Regions from separate parts of the Homo sapiens genome. Here all the other regions are linked to region 3. Evidence: chromatin loops called from intact Hi-C (ENCODE). Cell type or tissue: heart left ventricle. All regions are shown on one strand.

What was found. Hi-C counts contacts between places; a loop is a spot of excess contacts. Peaks named below come from ENCODE experiments on the same cell type or tissue, not always from the same donor. Only the 100,000 strongest peaks of a DNase experiment are listed, where the experiment ranks them.
Region 1: a loop joins it to region 3, with 5 times the contacts of the local background. A loop is called at or near these places in 45 of 110 quality-filtered maps.
Region 2: it touches region 3 in a loop (4-fold over the local background); 43 of 110 quality-filtered maps call a loop at or near these places.

Annotation. Positions count from the first base shown.
Region 1 is chr9:19,024,709-19,032,708 of GRCh38, forward strand. All of the region lies in intron 1 of SAXO1 (stabilizer of axonemal microtubules 1), which reads right to left. It also overlaps the pseudogene PSMC3P1. Among named protein-coding and RNA genes, the nearest start is that of SAXO1, 4.5 kb to the right of the region's middle. RefSeq lists an enhancer at 7,823-8,000. In heart left ventricle, a CTCF peak has its summit at 4,339 (motif pointing left); a DNase peak (open chromatin) is centred at 3,135; H3K27me3 peaks cover 673 bases.
Region 2 is chr9:19,010,262-19,018,261 of GRCh38, forward strand. All of the region lies in intron 1 of SAXO1 (stabilizer of axonemal microtubules 1), which reads right to left. Among named protein-coding and RNA genes, the nearest start is that of SAXO1, 19 kb to the right of the region's middle. In heart left ventricle, a CTCF peak has its summit at 3,118 (motif pointing left); no DNase peak of the experiment used is centred here.
Region 3 is chr9:18,434,190-18,442,189 of GRCh38, forward strand. It overlaps LOC105369293 (a long non-coding RNA gene), which reads right to left and starts at 3,315. Exons shown (of 5, transcript XR_001746429.3): 1 at 3,052-3,315. It also overlaps a transcript of ADAMTSL1 not described here. RefSeq lists an enhancer at 4,462-5,017. In heart left ventricle, CTCF peaks have their summits at 4,441 and 4,640; DNase peaks (open chromatin) are centred at 3,742 and 4,412; H3K4me3 peaks cover 1,389 bases; H3K27ac peaks cover 2,093 bases.

The DNA of each region.
Region 1 (8,000 bases), 590 kb after region 3:
CCAAAGCGCCTCTCCCACCCCTCACATCCTACATCACTTGTTTTATTGGTCTCATTCATCTAAGGGTAGCTGTTTCCACCCCTCCACCACCCATCCCGAGACATGTCATCTTTCCAAATAAACTATAAATCACCTGAAGGTCAGTAATAAATATTTTAATATCAATGGAGGGAATGACGTTTAAAACTGCCCACTACAGAACAGAATCAGAACATGTTACTCTGAACGGATCCATCTGCAGACTATAAGGTCGAATAGATCATGTTTACTGCTGTAATTGGAATATGAAGTTGTACTCTAATAATATCTGAAATTTGACATATACCCACTTGTACTCATTTTATAAGATGAAAGGTATTTATGAACAATTAAACATTAATTCTGATATCCAAAAAAGGCCATTTTTAAGGAGCATAACATAGCTTAACATGAAAAGTACATGAAATCTACAATAAAAATTCAATCTTAACGTGAAAGTTTTTCTTTTTTTTCTTGGCATCTCTATCTGGATTCTGCTAAAGATAAGTCATCAGCAAGTATCTGTTAAAGGCTGTTCTTTGTGTTTTTTTTCCTTAATCAGAATTTATGAAGTCAATTTTATTTAAATTAAAAATAAGAATTCTTCTTAAAACATGTAATATGAAACCAAGTCCTCAATTTTTTTTCCTTCCTCTTAATGTGTAACAGAGACTCTAAGAAAATAAAATCTAAGGTTAAGGAAATTTCCATCGATATGAAGAAAATATTTTCCAAAATTAAAATAACAAGTTCCTCCCTGGTTAACATAACTGATTTAAGTTGCAGATACATGGCTGCCCCTGAGATCACCTTCCTCCACAAGCTCTGTGAAAGGGCCAAATCCACATCCTTTTCAGCAATTTTTGAGTCCTCTATGGGACTACCTTTTTTATGAAATGCTGCACATACTACCAATGCTTCATAAATATTTCATGATACATTAACCAGTCCTGGAATTTCCTGCAAGATTGCACAAAATCTTTAAAATGGTGCACTGTAAGCTGTAAAATAATCAGATATAAAAGTAAGCTATATCAATCCCTTCATTAACAATTTTTTACAAGAATTTTAGAAAAAGTAGTGTTACTACATTTTAATCTCAGGAGGGAGATTTGCTATTTATATTACTTTACTAAAAGGCTTTTAGAATTACACTTTTTTTTTTATATCAGATACTATTTTCTCAGTTGGACCAGAGCCTTCATATTGTACTCTACAATCAAAAATGGCCCATTGTGGGAGTTGGGGGAACTAATTAAGTTGGTTAATGGATACAAAAATAAGTTGGATAGAAGAAATAAATTACAGTGTTTGATAATACAGTAGGGTGACTATAGTTATAATTTGCCATATATTTCAAAATAGCTAGAAGATTATTTGTAAGCTTCCCAATACAAATAAATGATCAATGTGTGAAGTGATAGATATGCTAATTACCCTAATTTGATTGTTACATGTTATATGAATATATCAAAATGTCACTTGTACCCCAGAAATATGTACAATCATTATGTATCAATTTTTTAAATGGTCCAGTGTGACTCGAAAATAGACCAGACTATAAATTTTAACACCTAGCAGTGTCTGATACCCAGTAAAATATGAATAAAATTTAATTGATTGACCTAAATTGTGCCTGAAGCTTAACATGTTCCCATATATTAAAATTAATCTCAATGTTTCTATTTCCTTATCTGTAAAATAAAAGAGCTAGAGACCACTAAGATCCCTTTCAGCTTTAAAAGTCTGATTAACGTTTTACTTTACAGCAACCCTGCCTTGCGCCACCCACTCCCCCACCTAACCACAGTTTCAAATTTAGTCATCTGGGAAAGAACAGCTCAATAGACTGAAAACATCGCCAGGGAAAAGAGAGGCTAAAATCAAGGAATCGAATTTCCAAACTAAGCAATGCTTCCCATGTTGAGGGACCCACAGTAAGATAATAATATATGGGAAAATACTTTTTGAATTTTCAAAATACTGTAAAGATGGAAGGTGGTTTAATATTATAAAATGCTGGGCCGGGCGTGGTAGCTCACACCTGTAGTCTGAGCACTTTGGGAGGCTGAGGTGGGTGGATCACAAGGTCAGGAGTTCAAGACCAGCCTGGCCAACATGGTGAAACCCCATCTCTACTAAAAATTCAAAAACTAGAAAAGAAGATGGCAACCGTGTGGGATGAGGCCAAGCAAGATGGAACTGGGGTGGAGGTGCTCAACATGTCCACGGAGGAGATCATCCAGCGCACATGGCTTCTGGACAGTGAGATCAAGATCATGAAGAGTTAACTGTTGAGAGTCACCCATGAGCTCCAAGCCATGAAGGACAAGATCAAAGAGAACAGTGAGAAAATCAATGTGAACAAAACCCTGGTGTACCTTGTCTCCAACATCATCGAGCTCCTGGATGTTGATCCCAATGATCAAGAGGAGGATGGTCCAAATATTGACCTGGACTCCCAGAGGAAGGACAAGTGTGCTGTGATCAAAACCTCTACACGACAGACATACTTCCTACCTGTGATTGGATTGGTGGATGTTGAAAAGCTAAAGCCAGGAGACCTGGTGGGTGTGAACAAAGACTCCTATCCAATCCTGGAGACACTGCCCAGAGTACGACTCGCGGGTGAAGGCCACAGAGGTGGATGAGAGACCCACGGAGCAATACAGTGACACTGGGGGCTTGGACAAGCAGATCCAGGAACTGGTGGAGGCCACTGTCTTGTCAATGAACCACAAGGAGAAGTTTGAGAACTTGCGGATCCAACATCCAAAAGGGGTGCTGGCCCCCAGGGACGGAGAAGACCCTCCTGGCCTGGGCCTGTAGGGCACAGACTAAGGCCACCTTCCTAAAGCTGACTGGCCCCCAGCTGGTGCAGATGTTCACTGGAGATGGTGCCAAGCTAGTCCGGGATGCCTTCGCCCTGGCCAAGGAGAAAGCGCCCTCCATCATCTTCACTGATGAGCTGGATGCCATAGGCACCAAGCACTTTGACAGCGAGAAGTCCGGGGACCGAGAGGTGCAGAGGACGATGCTGGAGCTTCTGAACCAGCTGGATGGCTTCCAGCCCAACACCCAAGTTAAGGTAATTGCAGTCACAAACCGGGTGGACATCCTGGACCCCGCCCTGCTACGCTAGGGCGGCCTGGACCGCAAGATCGAGTGCCTGGGCCAGAATCATGCAGATCCACTCCCAAAAGATGAACGTCAGTCCTGACGTGAACTGCGAGGGAGCTGACCCGCTGCACAGATGACTTCAACGGGGCCCAGTGCAAGGCTGTGTCTGTGGAGGCGGGTATGATCGCACTGCGCAGGGGTGCCACGGAGCTCACCCACGAGGACTACATGGAAGGCATCCTGGAGGTCCAGGCCAAGAAGAAAGCCAACCTACAGTACTACGCCTAGGGCACGGCAGGCCAGCCCCGGACTCGCGGCTGAAGTGCGCAATAAAAGATGGTTTAGAGGCAAAATAAAACAAAACAAAAAAAATACAAAAATTAGCCGGCCGTAGTGGCGGGCGCCTGTAATCCCAGCTGCTCGGGAGGCTGAGGCAGGAGAATCGCTTGAGCCCGGGAGGCGGAGGTTGCAATAAGCCAAGATCGCGCCATTGCACTCCAGCCTGGGCAACAGAGCGAGACTCCGTCTCAAAAAAAATAAAAAATAAAACTCTTCGGAGTAGCATTTTTTCAATAACAGGAAATGCTGGAGATAATCAGATGCAATTGGAAACATTATACTCTCATATACAAAATTAGAGTTACTCTATTCAAAGCACTCCCCCACCATGTAGCTTCTTAAGTCAAGATAATTAAGTGGTACATTAGTTTCAAAAAAAATTTAGATGCTGACCTTACTGTTTCTGCAAACCACAATACTCTGCTTTTTTGGTGCTGATTATGTTGAAAAGAGAATATTATGACATTCTATGGTAATAATTCCAATTGCAAGATTTTGATCTTCAAGGAAAGAAGTAGAGCATTGTTGTGGAGGCAAAGCCTTGAGCTTGACGCAGTAAAATATGTCTGATTTTTTTTTTAGCCCAGCAAAGCTCACTGAAAAGTTTTACAAGTGATTGGAATCTTTAAATTTAGACATTTGAAACACTTTTCACTTCGTAATCTGCCATCTACTCTGAAAGGCGTACCACTTTCCTGAGCTCTGCTGGACCCTAAACTCTAATTGCTCATTTTAGAAAACTAAAGATAAATCTATTTAAAAATAAAATAAAATCCAGAACTCCAAAGGTTTTGCTTTTCCATTCAGGCTGATTTGGTTTAACCCGCAGTGAGAATTGATCAGGAAACGTCTGCCATCTTGTGGCCAAATATAAGAACTTGCTCCAAGAGAGTCACCCATTGGTGGCTTTTCCTCAGCAGCTGTGGGCAGCTGCTCCTGCAGATGGACACCTTTTTATCCAGGCCTCTGAGCATCTCCAGAGCCCACTCGCCAACAAGTACAATGTCCTCAAAAGTTAAAGTTGAAAGGACATTAAAGAATTATTTGCTCAAGAAAAACTTCGGAAGAAGAGAATGTGAGAGAGAAGGGGGAATAAATGTGCCTCTCTCCCTCCCTGGCAGCCCTGAGGGTCTCCACAAATCTCCAGGATTAAAAAATGGGGGAACTGAAGCCCAGAGAGAACCAGTGACTCACTCAGGAACCCCGGTCTCCCCCTCCCACTCAAGGGCGCTGTCTCTGACTTCTTCATGCATGCTTGTCTTCCAGATTTCCCATTGCTTTTTCCCATGACCTCAGACTGGAAAAGCCAAATATAGACTTCCACAGCTTAGAAAACACCTATAAAATTCCTCGCTCCATCCCAACCGGTCACTGAGCAGATTTAATTGGGGTGGGAGGGATTTAATTGGGGTGGGAGAGATCAAGACTTCCAAATAATGAGACTCAAGATCAGTGTTGTCCAACAGAACTTTCCGCAGTGATGGAAACACTCCCTATCTGCATGTGCCGGTATGGGAGTGACTATACTCGAGTAGCTACTGAGCACTTGACATGTGGCTTGTGCAGCTGAGAAACTGAATTTTTAGTTTTATTTAACTTTCATTTATTTAAATGAAATTGCCACAGCTGGCTACCATACTGGACAGTACATCTCTAAATCTTACATTCCTAACCCAGTCCAGCATGTTATGACCTTGACAAACAAAAAACGCCATCCATTCATTCAAAAAGATATGTGTTAGCTGTTAATAAAGAAAACTGTGTTGCTATGATACAGTGCACACACAAAAATAGAAAATATCTGTTTTCCCAGCGTACATATAATTAATCGAGGATATAAAGCATGCTGATGCATAGAGGATGAGAACACGGAGCGGGGTTTTTCTTTGATGGGGAGCCACAGGGCTGGGTTAACAGGGAACTTGCAAGTGAAACCGGGCCTTACAAGTCCAGCAGGAGGAGGGAACATAGGTATTTTAGAGAAAGGGAAAGGATAAGGATCAGAAAAGGGACATCAGCAGGTCCACTCAGGGGATGCCAAGAAACCTGATCCAATTCAAGGTGTAGTTTCATGTAAGGGAATCATGGGAGAAAAAAAAACTAGGAAGGTAATTTAGGACCAGTTTCCAAACACAAAAATGAGAGAACCAGGGAGGTTGTAACCGGAATAAAAGGGAAGGGACCAATTAAAGAAAGATTACAATGGAGGAGGGACCCAGACTTTAGAAAAGAGTCAATGTGCCAGGCTCGGTGGCTCACGCCTGTAATCCCAACACTTTTGGAGGCCAAGGTAGGTGGATCATTTGAGGTCAGGAGTTTAAGACCAGCTGGCCAACATGGTGAAACCCCATCTCTACTAAAAATGCAAAAATTAGCCCAGCATGGTGGTGGGTACCTGTAATCCCAGCTACTTGGGAGGCTGGGGCAGGAGAATCGTTTGAACCCAGCAGGCGGAGGTTGCAGTGAGCAGAGATCGCGCCACTGCACGACAGAGTAAGACTCCATCTCAAAAAAATAAAAAAAATAAAAAAATAAGAAGAAGAAAAAGATTCAATGTTCTGTTTGAGGGAGAGTAAGAGATGATTCAAAATTTTCACCCAGGGTGAATGGAAGATTGCTGGCACCATGAATGGGGCAGATACCAGAATAATGTTTGAAGGTTGTTGAAGTTGAGATTAATGAGACAGATGGATCACCAAAGCACTTTGAGAAGATGAAAATGAAACTGGAATTCAGAAGACAGGAGAAACTATTGGCTGAAACCATAAAATGGAGGAGAAAATACAGGATGAGGAGAGAAGAAAAGGAGAAGAGACACAAGAACAGACTCTGCTTCCAATGGAAAGTGACTCCTTTGCAGGGACAGAATGAGAACAGAGTCAGAGAAGGAACACCCAAATGAGTCATAACCCTACTGCAGGGGCAGGAGGGAGACTTCTCACTATATATGCTCTGCACCTCTTAATGAGCATTCTGCCTTCCTACCTAGACTGCACGCTGTGCAAAGATGGAGACTATGTCTTATACATTCAATCCCAATGCCTAGAACAATGCAGGAGGACACAGGAGGGTAATGTAAAGCATCCCAGTAGAAAGAAGGCCTTAGTGGCTCATGCCTGTAATCCCAGCACTTTGGGAGGCCGAGGCAGGCGATCACCTGAGATCAGGAGTTCAAAACCAGCCTGGACAACATGGTTGAAACCCTGTCTCTACTAAAAATACAAAAATTAGCCAGGCATGGTGGCATGTGCCTGTAATCCCATCTACTCAGGAGGCTGAGGCAGGAGAATCACTTGAACCCTGAGGCATAGGTTGCAGTGAAGCGAGATGGCACCACTGCACTCCAGCCTGCGCAACAGAGCAAGACACTGCCTCCAAAAAGAAAAAAGAAAGGCGGCCTTAGAAAAAAAGGTTTTGCTTGGTAACATGTAGTCCTAGACTATACACTGCTCTGGCCCCACTTAACAAAGCTCAAAAGCAAGACCCACGTTTGTACATGATCTAGTTCAGTGAGTCCCAGTCCTAGCAAATGGCCAGAATCACCTTTAGACAGTTGACAGGGCCCACTCTGAGAGTATCAATTCAACGGCCTGAGCAACTGATAGTTTTCAAACTCCCTGTGTGATTCTAATCAGCAGCCAGAGTTGGGAACCATTTATTGATGCCAGAGATATAGAAGGTTGCTGATCCAGTTTTTAGAGTGCCCTTTAATTCTCCACACTACTGATACCATTTTTATATGCATGTGTCATATTTGCCCTTTTTTCAGATTTCAGGACACTAACATATTAAGCACAATCCATGTACCAGGACTCACATACATGATCTTAACTCTTACAATAGTCCTATGAGGTACGTATTGTTGGTACAGATGAGGCGACTATGACCTGGAGTTTAGTTACCAATCTAAGATCCCACAATTAATGACAGCCCAGGAAAGGTGACCTCAGAACCCTCTTGCCTGTTGCTCCTCTGCTGCCCACTCCCTGCCCCAGCCAAGCAGAAACCCAGCTGCCCTGGGAAGCAGATAGAAGGAGCCTCTAAGAGATCATGTGAGTGACAGCAGACCAGTCAGCCCGTGGGACTCTGACTAAAGTCCATGATTTCCCCCAGGACCACCTTTACTGCGCTTCCACCCAAAGATGGTCCTTAAAGGTTAGAAGGGAGACCTGGCAGGCCAGGCGACTGTGAAAGTAATGTTTTCATTATCCTTATTCAACTCTACACAATGTGGAACAAGTTTTACTAATACCTTATACTTCTCTGACAAAGTAACAATCTCTCTGAATGAGAAATTCAGTTATACTACAGGAATTCTCCTCCCATCCTATCACTTTCCCAAAAGGAGCAAGACTGGTCCCACTGGGCCAGGTGTTCTCCCTCCTTGGCTGACACTTTCTGGGCTTCAGGGAAGGGAGTGCAGACTGCGCGGTCACGCCCATTTTCAACCCTCCTGCAGTTCTCAAGTGAAGCGGCACAGAAGGCCCGAAAACAGCCACATTCGCCAGAACTGATGTGGCGTC
Region 2 (8,000 bases), 580 kb after region 3:
AGTGCCACGTGCAGTAGAGGGGTGGCCCTGGCACATGGTCATGGCCACATTTTTAGGGCTGGAACCCACATTTCCTGCATGCTTCTGAATCAGTCTTTCCATCAAGCTCCCTTCTGATGGGAAATAAAAGATAATCCAGGGGCTATTTGCTGTTTCTTTACACACCTCTGGTCCTACTAAACAAATATCCCATGTAACCAGGTTCCATATTTCTAGGAAAAAAAAAAAAGAAACCCTATAGTCTTTTAGAACCTGGCCAAGAATGTTAGGAGCAGAAAGATCCTGACCACCCGAAACAGTGAAGTTGTCCCAAAGCCCTTTCTTGTTAGTCCTGGTAAAGGCCCTTCTGTACTCTTTACTTGTTTATATAGAAATATATTATTTGGCTAGCTGACTCTCCAGAATAGAAGCAACTTATTTTAAAAACGGGTTAAAAAAGACAATTACAGGCAGGTAAGCTTATCAAAGAAATCAAGAAGGTATACAACAGTATTCTAGGAAATTTTCTTTCAATGTGATTACCAGGGGCAGTGAGGAGGGGAAACCTTTCCTTTCTCAATAGGACCACATAAAGGAAACCTTTTATTAGACCCAATTACTATAATTACCACCAAATATTGAACATTTAGCTATATGCCAGGCTGTACATTAAGTGCTTGACATACATTACCTGGTACAATCTCTTCAATATCCCCATTTTACACATCAGGGAACTAAGGCCCAGAAAGGTTTTTAAAAGTTCACATCTGTCTAACTCCAGAGTCTCTAACCTCTTCACTACACTACAGTATCCTGCATTGCTTTCTAATTGTTTTATGTAGATGTTTCAGTTGCATAGATTTTAAATTCCCTAAAAAAGTAAAAGTTAAGTATTCTACTTACCCTAATAGCACCCTAAACCTAAGCCAAGTTCAGAGCACTAAAAAGGCTTTTAAATACATGCGTGACTGAACTTCAGTATCAAATAACTCATTTTCTGACTGTCCCATTTCTCCAAATCCTATCAAACTACCTGCTGAGGCATTTGAGCCCATTGCCACTTTCTAACGAGGGAGGCAAGAATGGGCACAACCCCACAGTGTCACTAAACACTCATGCCCTGCTTCATCTCTTGCACTGGGAACCCCAAGGCCATAGATGACTTAAACAAAACATGGCTGAAAGAGACACGCCCGATGCACATGCAGATTGTCCCCTAAATTGAGCACATGAATAAAACTTACCCAAAGTTTTCATAAGCATCCAAGTTTCTTGTGTGCCCAGAGCTAAACCCTAAATTGTAGGGCCCAAGGCTAAGTCAACATCCTATCGGCAAATTGGTGGAAAGTAGGGTCAAAACTAGGATTTGGATAGATGGGTAGATACACCGACTCAGTATTAGTTTTACCTAATGGAATATGGCTATGTTATTCAACCCAAACTGATGGAAAAAATTACCAGTTTTAACAACCAAATCCAGTTTTTAAATAACACAAAATCTAAGTATGCCAATTACGAACCACTTCAGCTCTTTCTTCCTCCCTCCTCTTCTTTCTCAAATTCCATATTCTTACTAAACCATTTCAATTTTACCATTATTAAGCATAGATTTTTTTTTTTTTTTGAGATGGAGTCTCATTCTGTCGCCAGGCTAGAGTGCAGTGGCACAATCTCAGGTCACTGCAACCTCTGCCTCCCAGGTTCAAGCAATTCTCCTGCCTCAGCCTCCCAAGTAGCTGGGACTACAGGCGCAGGTCACCATGCCCGGCCAATTTTTGTATTTTTAGTAGAGACGGGGTTTCACCATGTTGGCCAGGATGGTCTCGATCTCTTGACCTCATGATCCGCCCACCTTGGCCTCCCAAAGTGCTGGAATTACAGGCGTGAGCCACCACGCCCGGCAAGGATAGATTTTTTTTAATGAGAGAGGAAAAAAGATGAGGCATATAGATGTTTGTTTTCTTTTGACCAAAGGCAAATAAAGAGAAGAAAAACTAGAGAAAATAAGATTTAGAGCCTTTTTCTCTCATCTATACCACTTACCATCTGGGGGTTAAGAGCTAGTTTTACTTTCTGAAACCTCTGCAATCTCTTTAGGGACAGTTAGAGGCGCTAGGGCGCCTCACCCCTAATCCTCCCCAAATCCTTAGGTCTGAATTATTAAAATAATCTGTAATAGACAACTGTAAATAGGACCTAGAGTGAAAAATGCTACATGTGAATGTAATCAACTTTGTGGTGTTGGTATATCTAAAGATATGTCAATGTGGCACGAACCATATGGGGGACGGTGGGCACAGAGTTAGATGGGCAACTCTAGCAAGGTACCTACAAGCACTGTCTGGATAAGGAGGCCTGGCAGAGGGGCTCAACCCACCCAGTCCCTAATCTCAGAAGGATACATCAGAACGTGCAAATGGCAGCAGTCCCCTTGCTTAGAACTCAGACAAGCAACCTGTGATTATATTTTGGCTTACTTTTAATTTTTCTAAACAGAAAGTATACTCTGACCAGCAAAAATGAGTTTCTAGGCACTCTCAGTAGATCTGTCTCATTCTAAATAAATTGGCATTTCAGTTTACACAGCAGTCTGTATTAGCCAGGTTAATATTAAGGGAGGCGCTGCGGAGCTCAGGGGGCTGCTCTCTCAGGGTGCTGACAGAAATCAAGATTCTGCACCAACAAAAAGCACCATCAAGTAATGCTAGGCTGTGAGGTTGTTTCTATAGGTCACGCTTTTCTCTAGAAACAACCCTGCCTCATCAGGCCTCTGCCAACCTTTCACAACCTCCACCTAGGCTGAAGGTGGCTCCAGAAGCTACACACAGGCACCTCTTGCATGCCTTTTCATCAAACTGGCCTTCCAGATAGATCCTGGAGGGGAACCACACCAAAAAAAAAAGGAATTTGTGAAAGACTAAATACACTTGATCTTAGCCAAAAGGCCGAGAAGCGATGAAAGACTAAATAACAGCACAAGGCATAAGGCATAAGGCATGGCAATTCAGCACACGAAATGCAGGTGGGTGCCTAAAGATCTTCACCACTGCGGGGGTAACAAAGCCAGGCTATAATAGCAGATTTTGCAACGCCAGTCCCTTTTACTTTCTTAGAGATTAGATTGCCCTCTTGTGGGAAATAGGAGGGGAAAGTTTCACAGTATTTCCCCTTACCTTTTTCCATGATGGCTATAGATAGAACACATCCTGTCTCAGGGCAAGAGCTGACCATTACCATTTAGGAATGCAGTCACAATACTGTCACGTCTTTTGGTATTTCAGAAGAAACTAAAAGTACGGATTTTTTTTTTTTTTTTTTTTTTTTGAGACAGAGTCTGGCTCTGTCACCCAGGCTGGAATGCAGTGGTACAATCTCCGCTCACTGCAACCTCTGCCTCCCGGGTTCAAGTGATTCTCCTGCCTCAGCTTCCCAAGTAGCTGGAATTACAGGCGTGCATCACCATGCCTGGCTAATTTTTGTATTTTTAGTGGAAACGGGTTTTCACCATGTTGGCCAGGCTGGTCTTGAACTCCTGACCTCAGGTGATCCACCCGCCTCGGCCTCCCAAAGTGTTAGGATTACAGGTGTGAGGCGCCACGCCCAGCCCAGATATTTAAAACTCATGAGATTTTACATGTTAGCAGCCAATATGCACTTTTTAGAAAAAATATTTAGCAGGCACCCAGTTCGTGAGCTGGGCATGTTAGTCTGTAACAGAGTCTGGTGAGTCTGAAATACAGGTTGTCAGTATAGTTAATAACAACGTATGAATAAAGTTAGTATACAGAGAGTTAAACGTCCTCAGGATAGTTTGGTGAGCCTGGAACACAGGCAGCATGAGGAGGAATGGCTGGAAAGGTAGAGTAGGGGCTTGATTAAGGGTAGAATTTGTTCTGTAATCAATGGAGAACTATCAAAGGCTTTAAATTGGCAAAAATCACCGGGTACGGTGGCTCACACCTGTAATCGCAGCACTTTGGGAGGCTGAGGTGGGCAGATCACTTGAGGCCAGGAGTGCAAGACCAGCCTGGCCAACGTGGAGAAACCCTATCTCTACTGAAAATACAAAAACTTAGCTGGGCGTGGGGGTGGGCACCTGTAATCCCAGCTACTCGGCAGGCTGAGGCACAAGAATCCCTTGAACCTGGGGGGCAAGGTTGCAGTTAGCTGAGATCACGCCACTGCACTCCAGCCTGGGCAACAGAGCGAAACTGTGTCTCAAAAAAAAAAAAAAAAAGTTAATTAATTAAATTTTAAAAATTTAAAAAAAAATTGGCAAAATTGCCTGATAGGAGTTTTAGAAAAATTGCTATCGGAAATATCACTGACTAGCCCCAGATAGAGGAGTGAAAATAGAACCAAGTAGCTCAAAGAAGCCACCAAACATACTTTGAAACTACAAGATGCTTTGTCAGTGGATAGGATCTTCTTTCATAGATTTAAGACTTCCTCTGAGAGGGGCTTAGAGGCTCAGGAGGTCCACAGCTTTGTCACAGGTATTACCTACCTGTTGTCTCCTCCGTTCCTGGGGAACAACTGAATGTTGGACAACATCCAACCATAGAGGCTCTACATGAAAAATAAAGCCAGTGCTGCTGAGGGTCAGTGTTCCCTCTTCCTGCCGGGGTTAGGAAGTCAAGACCAATAAACAAGACCAGTGAAGAGACCTCAGAGATCGTGAAAACATAAAAACCTCCCCTTGAGTTTTCTCTAATACTTAAGGGGGTGGAGAGTAAACGATCCTTTCCTGAGAAAGATGTAAGGCAAATCAGAGCTAAAAAACGAGAGAGAGTACTTCTGCTGATGATGATGAAGGGCGTTAAGTGCTGGTGTCACGTGTCAAAGCTGCTTCCACACAACCCCTTCCAAAAAAGCCTAAGGACAGACAGCATCTTTACCTTGCTTCTTTTTAATCAATAACTAAAAAGATTTGCAAGTCTTAAAATTGTATCCCTTCCTATGTCAACCAGCCCGGAGTACAATGGCATGATCATGGCTTACCGCAGCCTCAAGCTCCTGGGCTCCAGCAATCCTCATGCCACAGCCTCCCAAGTAATTGGGACTACAAGTGTGCACCACCATGTCTGGCTAATTATTTTTGTTTTGTTATTTTTTGTTTTTGAGACAGAGTCTCATCCTGTCACCCAGGCTGGAGTGCAGTGGCGTGATCTTGGCTTACTGCAAGCTCCGCCTCCCGGATTCAAGTGATTCTCATGCCTCCACTTCCCAAGTAGCTGGGATTATGTGTGTGTACCACCACGCCCGGCTAATTTTTGTATATTTAGTAGAGATGGAGTTTCACCACGTTGGCCAAGCTGGTCTCAAACTCCTAACCTCGAGTGATCACCCACTTCTGCCTCCCAAAGTGCTGGGATTACAGGCATGAGCCATCACGCCTGGCCCTTTTTTTTTTTTTTTTTAAGAGACTGAGTATCACTATGTGGCCCAGGCTAGTCTGAAATTCCTGGCCTCAAACGATCCTTCTGCCTCAGCCTCCCAAGTTGCTGGGATTACAGATATGAGCCATGGCACCCAGACATATCTCTTCTTTTTGAAAAAACACACCTTTGTGTTTTTGAGGTTGACACTCAATGAAGTAACCATGTGTTTTTTAAAGTGTAGTCCATCACCCACCTGCATCTGAATCACCAAAGTTGTTAAAACTTGCAGATTCCTGAGCCTCAGACCCACAGAATTAAAGTGTATGAAGTAGGGCCCAGAAATTGGCATCCTTCAAACAGCTCTCCAGTTGATTCTCAGGTACACTGAAGGCTGAGAATACTGAAGATTCAGACATTCACATGCAGGGGAAGGGCACCATCATGAGAAAAGCTTTGTCCCTCTCCAAGGACAATAATATAAGATCCATTCCTGTGATAAAGCCATTAATGCAAGGCTATAAAAGCATAACCCGGCCAGGCATGGTGGCTCATGCCTGTAATCCCAGCACTTTGGGAGGCCGAGGCGGGTGGATCCACTGAGGTCGGGAGTTCGAGACCGGCCTGACGAACATGGTGAAACCCTGTCTCTACTAAAAGTACAAAAATTAGCTGGGCATGGTGGTGCACGCCTGTAGTCCCGGCTACTCAGGAGGCTGAGGCAGAAGAATCGCTTGAACCCAGGTGGCGGAGGTTGTAGTGAGCCGAGATTGCGCTACTGCACTCCAGCATGGGCGACAGAGCAAGACTCCTTCTCAAAAAATAAATATGTAAATAAATAAATAAAAGCATAACCCATGGCTTGAGAATGCCTCTAGCCCAGTGATTCTCAGGTGGGGGCAATTTTGCCCCCAAGGAAACATGTGGCAATGTGCAGACACATTTTTGATTGTCAAAAGTGGGGTAGGTGCCACTGGCATCCAGTGGGTAGTGGTCAAGGATACTGCTAAACACCCTACAATGCACAGGACAGGCCCCACAACAAAAAATGTCCATTGGTGCCACAGATTAGAAACCCTGCTCTAACCTAAGTTGAGCCTTTTCATAAATGAATACAGAAATGTAAACAAAAGTTATTATTTTTCGCTAGCCATTTTCTTTTAACTATCTAACATCTGACTTTTTTTTTTTTTTTTTTTTTTAGCTACCTAACATTTTTTGAGATACCTTTCGTTTGATGAATTCCCACCATATTCATCTTGTGGAAGGCAGTGCCCACCCGCCACTACAGAAACCAAAAAGTGAGACGCCCCTGACAACCACCCACCTTCCTCTGTGAGGCCTGAGCATGTGACCAAGGCCTGGTCAATCAGAAGCTCCCCTCTGCAACTTCAATGCAGACCAATTGGGCCTGGCATGGTGGCTCATGCCTGTACTCCTAGCACTTTGGGAGGCAGAGGTGGGCAGATTGCTTGAGCCCAGGAGTTTGAGACCAGCCTGGACAACATAGTGAGAACTTGTTGCAAGGCAAAGGCAAAGGGCAAAGGCAGAAAGAAGAGAGAAAGAAAAAGAAAAAAAAAGATCAATTGATGCCAAAAAATCTGGAGTGACACTGGAGAATACAAGGGGAGGGACAAGAATTGAAAACCTACCTATTGGGTACTCTGCTAACTTCCTGAATGACAGGTTCAACCACACCCCAAACCTCAGCATCACACAATATACCTTCATAACAAACCTGTACACATACCCACAGAATCTAAAATAAAAGATGAAAAAATATTTTTTTAAAAAACTGGGGTGACAGTGAAGAATTCATTCTACAGACAGGGACACTGGCAGCACCAGAGCATGGCCAGTGACAGTTGTTGCAGCTACAGCATGCTGCACCAGAGCAGGCCTTAGCGGCTGGCTCACCAGTCTCTGCAGAGTGATTTGGGCTGTGGCTCTGGCCTTCTGGCCTCTCCTATACCTGTCCATATTCCAACCTTGCCTCTCCACACTTCTGCAAACTGCCCCACAGCCTTTTGCTTAAACAAACCAGTGTCCATTTTAGTTACTTCAACCAAGAATCCTGAATAATATAACCATTCCAGGAGCTTTCCCTGGTCCATCATTTAAAAATATCCATGCCTATCTCCTACACCTTCTAATGCAAGGATTAAATGCCTAAGAAGCTAAGAACACCAAAACAAAAACCTTAAATCCACATGTGATGATTTCAGGCATGCACACAAGTGAACTACTGGCATAGAAAACATGGAACTGGCTGTGCACAGTGGCTCACGCTTGTAATCCCAACAATTTGGGAGGCCAAGGCAGGAAGATCACTTGAGCCTAGGAGGTGACGATGACCCTGGGCAACATGGCAAAATCTCATCTCTACAAAAAATACAAAAATTAGTCGGGTGTGGTTGTACACACCTGTAGTCTCAGCTACCTGGGAGGCTGAGGTGGGAGGATCACTTGAGTCTGAGAGTTTGAGGTTGCTGTGAGTCATGACTGCACCACTGCACTCTAGCTGGGGCAACAGAGCAAGACCCCATCTCAAAAAAAAAAAAACAAACAAACAAAAACACCACCACAGAACCATTCTCCATGTTTTTGTTTTTTATTGTACTATATCATGTAAAGTTATTTATG
Region 3 (8,000 bases):
TTAAAATTATCTTATTTAAAAGAATTCAGGGTCATAAAAGCTTTGGGCAAGGTCCTTATGGGCCCATTTTCATGAAAAAAACAAGAGGCTGTGCTCGGTTAGTAAAGAAGAAATGATATTATTCCCAGAAGCTCCACCATGCATCCCTTCTGTCTCACCTCCCAACCACAAAAATTAAAATTCAATTTTGGCAAATTTTTATGGAAACCTACAGTACGCCTGGAACTATTGTATACACTCTGTAGTAAAGAACAAGATAGACAAGATTCCTCATCTTCATGGAGCCAACTTTCTATTAGAGCAGGCAGGTGGGACACATGAGAACAGAAAATGAGAAAAAGAAAAGAAAATGTTCAAGAGTAATAAAGATTTTGAAGAAAATAAAATAGGTAGAATACCTGGACAGTTCCTGTAGATTAGGCAGGTGGTTAGAAAATTCTGCAAGAGGTATGGCATCTCTATCCTGAAGACAGAGTGATATTTTGGAAATGCAGTTGGTTAATGTCACTCCCACCCTGAATTGAAACACTCAAATGGCTCCTACAGTCTTTTACATGACTTGCCTGCCCTGCAAGATCTGGCTGAATCTACCTCTCCCATCTCATTTAGTACCCTTCCCCAGCTTGCTGGTATCACCTTATTCAGTATTCAGTTCTAGGTGCTTCTTCAAGATCATAACCACAGTTGAATTTTTCATGTATGTGATTCTTCGACTGGTGTCTAAGTCAACTACTAGACTGGGAACTCCATGAAGACAGGGACCACATCTGGCTTTGATCACCACTGTATCCCTAACACCTGGTGCAACATCTGGGTCACAATAGATGCTAAATGCATGCTTTGTAACTTGTGAATGCATAAAAGAGTCAAAGAGGGAGTTGAGATGTCATGGCACAGCATTTCCAAAAACCAGTCTGCTCTAGGATTATACAGTCTAGTAATTCTTTTCAAGAATCATTTTTAGAAAGGCTTATTGCTCACACAGTTATGGTATATTGAGTGCCTATTGTACAAGGACTTATATTAGATACTTTAGGAAATAAAAAGATGAAAATACATGGCCTCTGTCACTATAGAATTTATATCTTTAGTCTCTTCATAAGTGAGAAAACCTTAAGGTAGACTTTAGCAAATATTCATTTATTTGTCCAACCAATAAATGTGCCAGACACTGCTCTGGGGATGTCATGGTGAGTCTCTGACTTCACAAAGTTGTATTCTAATGGGGAAACCAGAATTGTTCAAATACTCACACAAATATGTAACTGCAACACTGATCTGTGTTATGAAGGAACACACTACTATGAGAATATATAGGAGGGGTTGGAAGTAGGGGCTCTGATCGATTTGGTTAGCTAGGAGACTTGAAGTCCAGGGAAGGGTTCTGACAGAGAGTATTCTAGGAGGAAATGGAAGTGAACTGGACCTTTGAAGAGATCTGTGAGGCCAGGACAGAGAGCAGAGGAATGTGGTGTATTAATCCATTTTCACAATGCTGATAAAGACATACCCAAGATTGAGCAGGCCTCACAATCATGGCGGATGGCAAGGAGGAACAAGTCACATCTTACGTGGATGGTGGCAGGCAAGGAGAGGGCTTGTACAGAGAAACTCCCAGTTTTAAAACATCACATCTCATGAGACCCATTCACTATCACGAGAACAGCACAGGAAAGACCCGTCCCCATGAGTCAGTCATCTTCCACGGGGTTCCTCCCACCACAGGTGGGAATTATGGGAGCTACAAGATGAGATTTGGGTGGGGTCATGGAGCCAAACCATATCATGCAGTTAGAAAATATTTGACCTTTTACTTTAAAGAGTAGGTAAACGTGTTTAAACAGATAATTTTGCATAAAGCTGGAAGGGCAGGCCAGGGAAACAGCAAGAACCAGATTTAACAGTAATAGAATTGGGGGCACCCTGGAGGGTTTGCAGGGGTCTAGATTGGTTTGAGGATTACAAGTCTGAAGGAGGCTAGGGGGAAATAAGGGCAGAAGTAGAGGCTGAAGAAGATTGTGCAGGACTGTAAATGCTCGGGGAAGGATGTGGGGCTTGCTTTAGGAGGAGGTGTCCAGCCACTCACCTCTTCCATTTCCTTCTTTCACACCTCTCTATGGTCAGTGTCAGAGAAAGGCATGGCTCTGGACCACATCCCATGCACCTCCTCAAGCACATCACTCTTTTCATGCTCTGCTCTTTTCCCAATATCAGCATCCTCTTTCTTGCTCTTGTTTATTTCACTTCTACTCAGTTCTTTTCTGATCAGGGGAACACTTGATTCTGTATCCTTCTTTACCTTGCACCACGTTGGCTCCCTTTATCTCAACAGACAAGCTCCTTCAAACAGTATTCTGCATGGCCTCTCTGCACTTCCCCAATTGCCCAGTATGTCTCCAGTCCACTGCTCCTTTAAACTGCCCTTGCCCAGGTCACCCATGGCCTACCTCTGTGTTGCTCAGCAGACACTTTTCAGCTCTTATTTTACTTTACCTCTCTATGAGTAATTGATGCTGCTGATTCCCCCCTCCTCCTGGAAAATCCCTCTTTAGTTTCCAGAACCACATCATTTTTTCTCAGCCATCATCATGGAATCCTTTCTCCTACACTGTATTATACAGCATTACCTGGAAGCAGACTCTGAGGTGGAGAGCTTCCTGCAAAAATGTTTGTTGCAGAGTGCCCTTGAGAGATACACCCGTAAGGAAGGCAGGAGCAGTAGGTGGAGGGAAAAGTTGACCCACCATAAAGTTGTAGCCAACCCTAACAGACACTCTAGAGCTAAAACAACCCTTCAGAACTGTCTCAAATTGAAGCCAGGGTGGCTCAGCCTTGTTATCTGAGCATCAGCCAGTCATTGGCTGTGGGTCACCATCTAGGATGGTTGTAATCTTGGACAAGGCAATTCTCGGTGGCTAAGAGGGATTCACATGGAGGGGGACACTCTGCGCATCAAAACTGAACTCACTATCTCCACTCCAACCCTCTTGCAAATCCACTGCTTATCTTCATTTCCCAACTTCCTCAATAGCAGCAACAGCATCCACCTACCTAGGCTGCCAGAGCAGTCTTCTCTCCATGTCCCGTGTCCAAATAGTCACCATGGCCTGTAAATTTTACATCATTCATATATCTTGTATTCAATCCCTTTGCTCCATCCCCAGTGCTGCTAGTTTTGTTCAGAGTCTGATTTGTCCCTCCAGTTTCTTCCAATGAGACCCCTTCTTCTAGTCATGACAGACTGCAGTCTATTACTCTGTTTTGCACAATGCTTAAAATCCTTAACTGCCTTCTCACTGCTACAGGGCCAAGTCTGAACTCCTTAGGATGTCACAGAAGTTGTCTACTGACCTGCCTTCCTAACCACCCCCACCACCTCCCTTTCTGAATTCTTTTTGAACTTGCTTCTAGCTAACTGGCTTTCTAGGGTCTGAGTTACAGAGATAACTTTTGAGAGTTAAAGAAAGCTACCCACAATACTAGATCATATTATATTTGGCAGTGATTTCTTCTCAGTGACAAACAAAGCTCTTGACCCAGAACAGTGATAAGCAAGGCATTTCATTAAATACCAGTATTAACCCCAGGAGATCACATGACCTTTTGAGCTTCCCAGCTTTGGCAAGAACACAGCCCCTGCCTGCTAGCTGGGCTAATCTGAGACTGAAAGTTGCCACTAAATCCTGATTAAGCATGACTTATGCCCCCAGCTGTTAACACTGATACACTCGCAGTGCCAAGACCAGGCGCCATTCCCCGGGCACTTATACACCCCTGTCTGCTAATGCCCGCTGCTGTTGCTGCCTGCTGGAACGGGAAGGAGAGGATCAAGGTCACTCTTGAGTCAGTGAGGAGCCAGGGAACTTTTGTTAACGCGTGCTTGATGGTGGTATGCTGGGTTTTGTTTATTCTCTGCATCAGGCCAGATAACATCAAGCAGAATCTAAAGTCTCTTCATTGGCGTTATGTGACCTGAAAGCATTTACTGCACGTTTCTAGTCTTAATCATAGGAAGAGAAAGGAGGGGGAGAGATGGAGAAAAAAAAAAAGGATAGGAATGATAAGAGAAATAGAGGGAGAGAAAGACTATCAACAGAACTTGTTATTTTTGAAAAATAACTTCTGGTGAAAATGGAGCTCCTCTCTGGAAAACACAGGCCAGTTTTGCTTTCAGAGTAGGGAGCTCGCCTTTTGATCTTTTGCTAGGAACCCAACACCGTCAGGGCAGCCACCCCCACGGACAGCTGAAGGCGGCCTCCCAGCCCCTCGGGTGGCCAGGGATGTTTTTGCTTTGGTGTCAGCAGGACCTGACGGCAGTATTTTGGAACCAAGGCTGGCTTCCTCCTCTCTCCGGCCCCATCCCCTTGCTCGGGTTTCAAGCGTGTCCCTTCCCGCACTGCCCTCTTGCATTCGCTTTCTTCTCGAGCTCGTGAATGTTACCCTAGAGGGGGCTGCAGCACCGCAGGCTTCCTCCTCGCCGCCACCATTTGCTGTTGTTGGCTGCGGCTCCGGGTGCCCGGCGCCAACTCCTCCGCAGCTAGTGAGGACCCTGCACTCAGCTTACCCAAACAGACGAGCCGGCGCAGAGTCTGCACACGCCGGGCAGCCCCTCTCGCTCACCCTCACAATTCTGAAAATGGAGAGGCTCATTGCACCACGTGCATTTCCCCAAGTGTGCACGGTCCACTACACCCAGGCACATGCAGCCTCGATTCACACCGGCTTAGCTCCAGTCCCGAGCCTTTGTCCCCCACCCGCATTTATGCACACTCCCCTGCTGCCAGTGATGGGTTGTTGACAGGTTTTTTTTTTTTTCTTTTTTCCTTTCCTTTTATTTTCAAAGTATCCATATTGGTTTCCTGCAAAATTCCTTTGGAGGCTTCCTGGACGTTGCATTCCGAAAGCATCTTACGGAACATGGTGTCGTCTTCACTACGTCATGACCGCCCTGCCAGGGACTTGTGTGTCCTGCATTGGCAAATTCCAAGTCCCTCATCATGGTCTAGAAACAAATCACCCCCGGTTCCTATGTCTTCATTTTCCTTTCATGTGTTCCAGTAAGGCATTAAAGAACAGATAACACTGTAACACTGAATTTGCTCATTGTTATTCCTTACTGAGGACACCCAGTTTGGGGGAATATATGGAAGATATCAGTAAATGACAAACATCTTTATAATAGCTTTGTTTTGTTTTGGACGGAGTCTGGCTCTGCCGCCCAGGCTGGAATGCAGTGGCGCAATCTTATCTCACTGCAATCTCTACCTCCCTGGTTCAAGCAATTCTCCTGCCTCAGCCTCCCGAGTAGCTGGGATTACAGGTGCGCGCCACCACACCCAGCTAATTTTTGTATTTTTAGTAGAGACGGGATTTCACCATGTTCGCCAGGATGGTCTCGATCTCCTGACCTCGTGATCTGCCTGCCTCGGTCTCCCAAAGTGCTGGGATTACAGGCATGAGCCACTGCTCCTGGCTTATAATAACTTTTTTAAAAAATGAAGACTTAAAATTGTATTTTGTTCACTGCTGTATTCTCAGACTCTAATGTAGTGCCTGGCTCTTGAATGCTTTATCAGTACTTATTGGAGGAATGTCAGGCAAGTTTCTAGGCACTTTATATTATTATCCCATTTCATCTTCATACAGCCGTTTGATAGATGACAAAAGGATAATTTGTGTGTCCAAGGTCATATAATCAGAAAGTGGTTGACTCCTGATTCCTCGTGTGGTCTGAGCCTAAGTTTTTAATCTATAGTACACTACTTCACACCATCCAGTAACTTACTATGTGTATTCAATTTTAAATTTGTACTCAATTTTAAATCTTCCTCAAACACCCTGAGATATGCTCACTGTGGTGCTAGCTAGCTAACCACTGCAGACCCTGCTTAAAATTCTCTTAAAATGTATTTATTATGTTTTTGGTAATATTCTCAGGTAGACTTCCTTGCATTATTCTTCTTGATTATGCTTTTACACATACAGGAGTTCTGCTATGGTACAATATGCATTTCTGGAAAACACCTTGCATCCTGGGAAACACACACTAGAACCAGACTCATGAGAAAATTAGATCGAGGTAGACCCCTCAGTACCCATGCAACTTTGTGAACAGAACACCCACAAAAACAATAACAAATCTGTAAAATCACTAGTACAGTTTAAAAGATGTGTTAGGTTTCTATAAATACTACTATAAATATAGGACTCTATCTTAAAACGTAAAAGTTTAATGACAGGGGAGATAAGGACCCATCCTGCTCATTCAATAAGCACAAGACACTGCAATCAGCATCTAGGATGCTGTAATTGGCCTAACAGTCCTACTTTATGAAAAGTATTTTAGGTTAAATTTTTAGGTAAATAAAAACAACACTTTATTTTAGTAAACACTAGACTTTATCAGATGTATAATATATATATATTATATATATCTTTAATTCAAAGTCAAATACTTCTTTTTTATAAGTAGGCTTTCCTAAAAATTACCGCAATTTTAATATGATGCATCATTTTGAAGAGATGGTCATATTTAAGGGCCATTTACTTTTTCCAGTAATTATTACTGACATATGAAAGTGGAAGAGGGGAAAATCAAGAGCTTTATTTTTACTTACCAGACTACCAGGAATTTCTTAACTTCAAAATCTATTTGGTTGAGCTATTAATATTTTAGCAAATAGGTTAATCTTTTTCTTAACACCATTTGTAGACCCATATTAGCGGCTCATCCAAACAAAGAACAACAATTTATGACAGGCAAAAGAGAAGAAAATGTTGGAATATTATTTAGCCATAAAAAGGAATGAAGCACTGATTTATGTCACAACATAGATGAACCCTGAAAACATTATGCTATGTGAAAGAAGCCGGACATAAAAGGGCCCATATAATATTATTCCATTTGTAGTTAATGTTCAAAACAGTCAAACCCATAAGATACAAAAAGTAGATTAGTAGCTATCAGGGGCTGGGAGTGGGGAGAGGAATGGGGTTTCTTTTGGGGGTAATAAGAATGTTATGGAATTAGTAATGATGGTTGTACAATCTTATACAGTCAAAACCACTGCATTGTACACTTTAATTCACTCACAAAAAAGTGAATTTTATGGAATGTGAAATTGTATCTCAATTTTTAAAAAGGAAAGAAAATACTGACTCCATTCATTCTTCTAATAGCTGGCCCTCTTTGGGGAAATCCAGACTACTGAGAGGTTTGTGTGGGCTGGTAAATATTAGTTCTTAGTCACAAGGCTGCTATACATGTCTCACTTCTAATCAGTTTTAAAATAAGACAGGATTTCAGATCCAGTGCTTTTTTTCTGTTGGGGATAGAAAGGAAGATCTGGGAAATTCACCCTGGACTGCCACGGGAAGGAAAAGAATTCACTACAGAAAATACAAACAAAGCTAAAGCCTCATGTGTAATGTCAGAAGATGAAGAATGGCATGATGCCTCTTCAAAGACCTGCTGAGTTTGTAAAAGGAATCCATTTTTTTTTCTATAATAGGAGATGCTAAGAAGACAAAAACCTTAAATATGTGTGTCCCAGGAGGCAGAGAATGTAATGCTCTCAGCCTGGGAGGGATAACATTTTGAAATACAGTTTCTCCAAATGGTTGAGAGAATACAGTTTTGATCTATATTACCTGGAACAAAAGGTCCTCAGTTCAATTTTTAACTAAGTTTTGGTGCTGCACAAGTGTGCAGACATTTAAAAGGCAAAATATATGTTGTAATAATAATAATTTTTAATGCCAAATGAAAACCCAAATCCACTAAATGGCTACTTTGGGATGGCTGGATGATAATGGTTATTATTCTAACACACCTAACAATTGTGAATAAAGTTTTGGCTATAGAAGAGCAGGTGGCTTTTTGTTATTACCTTGTGTATTAAAAGTTTCCTGTCCTTTAACACTCTCCATAGATGAAATTCAAAATATCTTCTGAAGACAAACGAGAGCTTTATTCTAAAAGAGCCATTGTATCAAAGAGT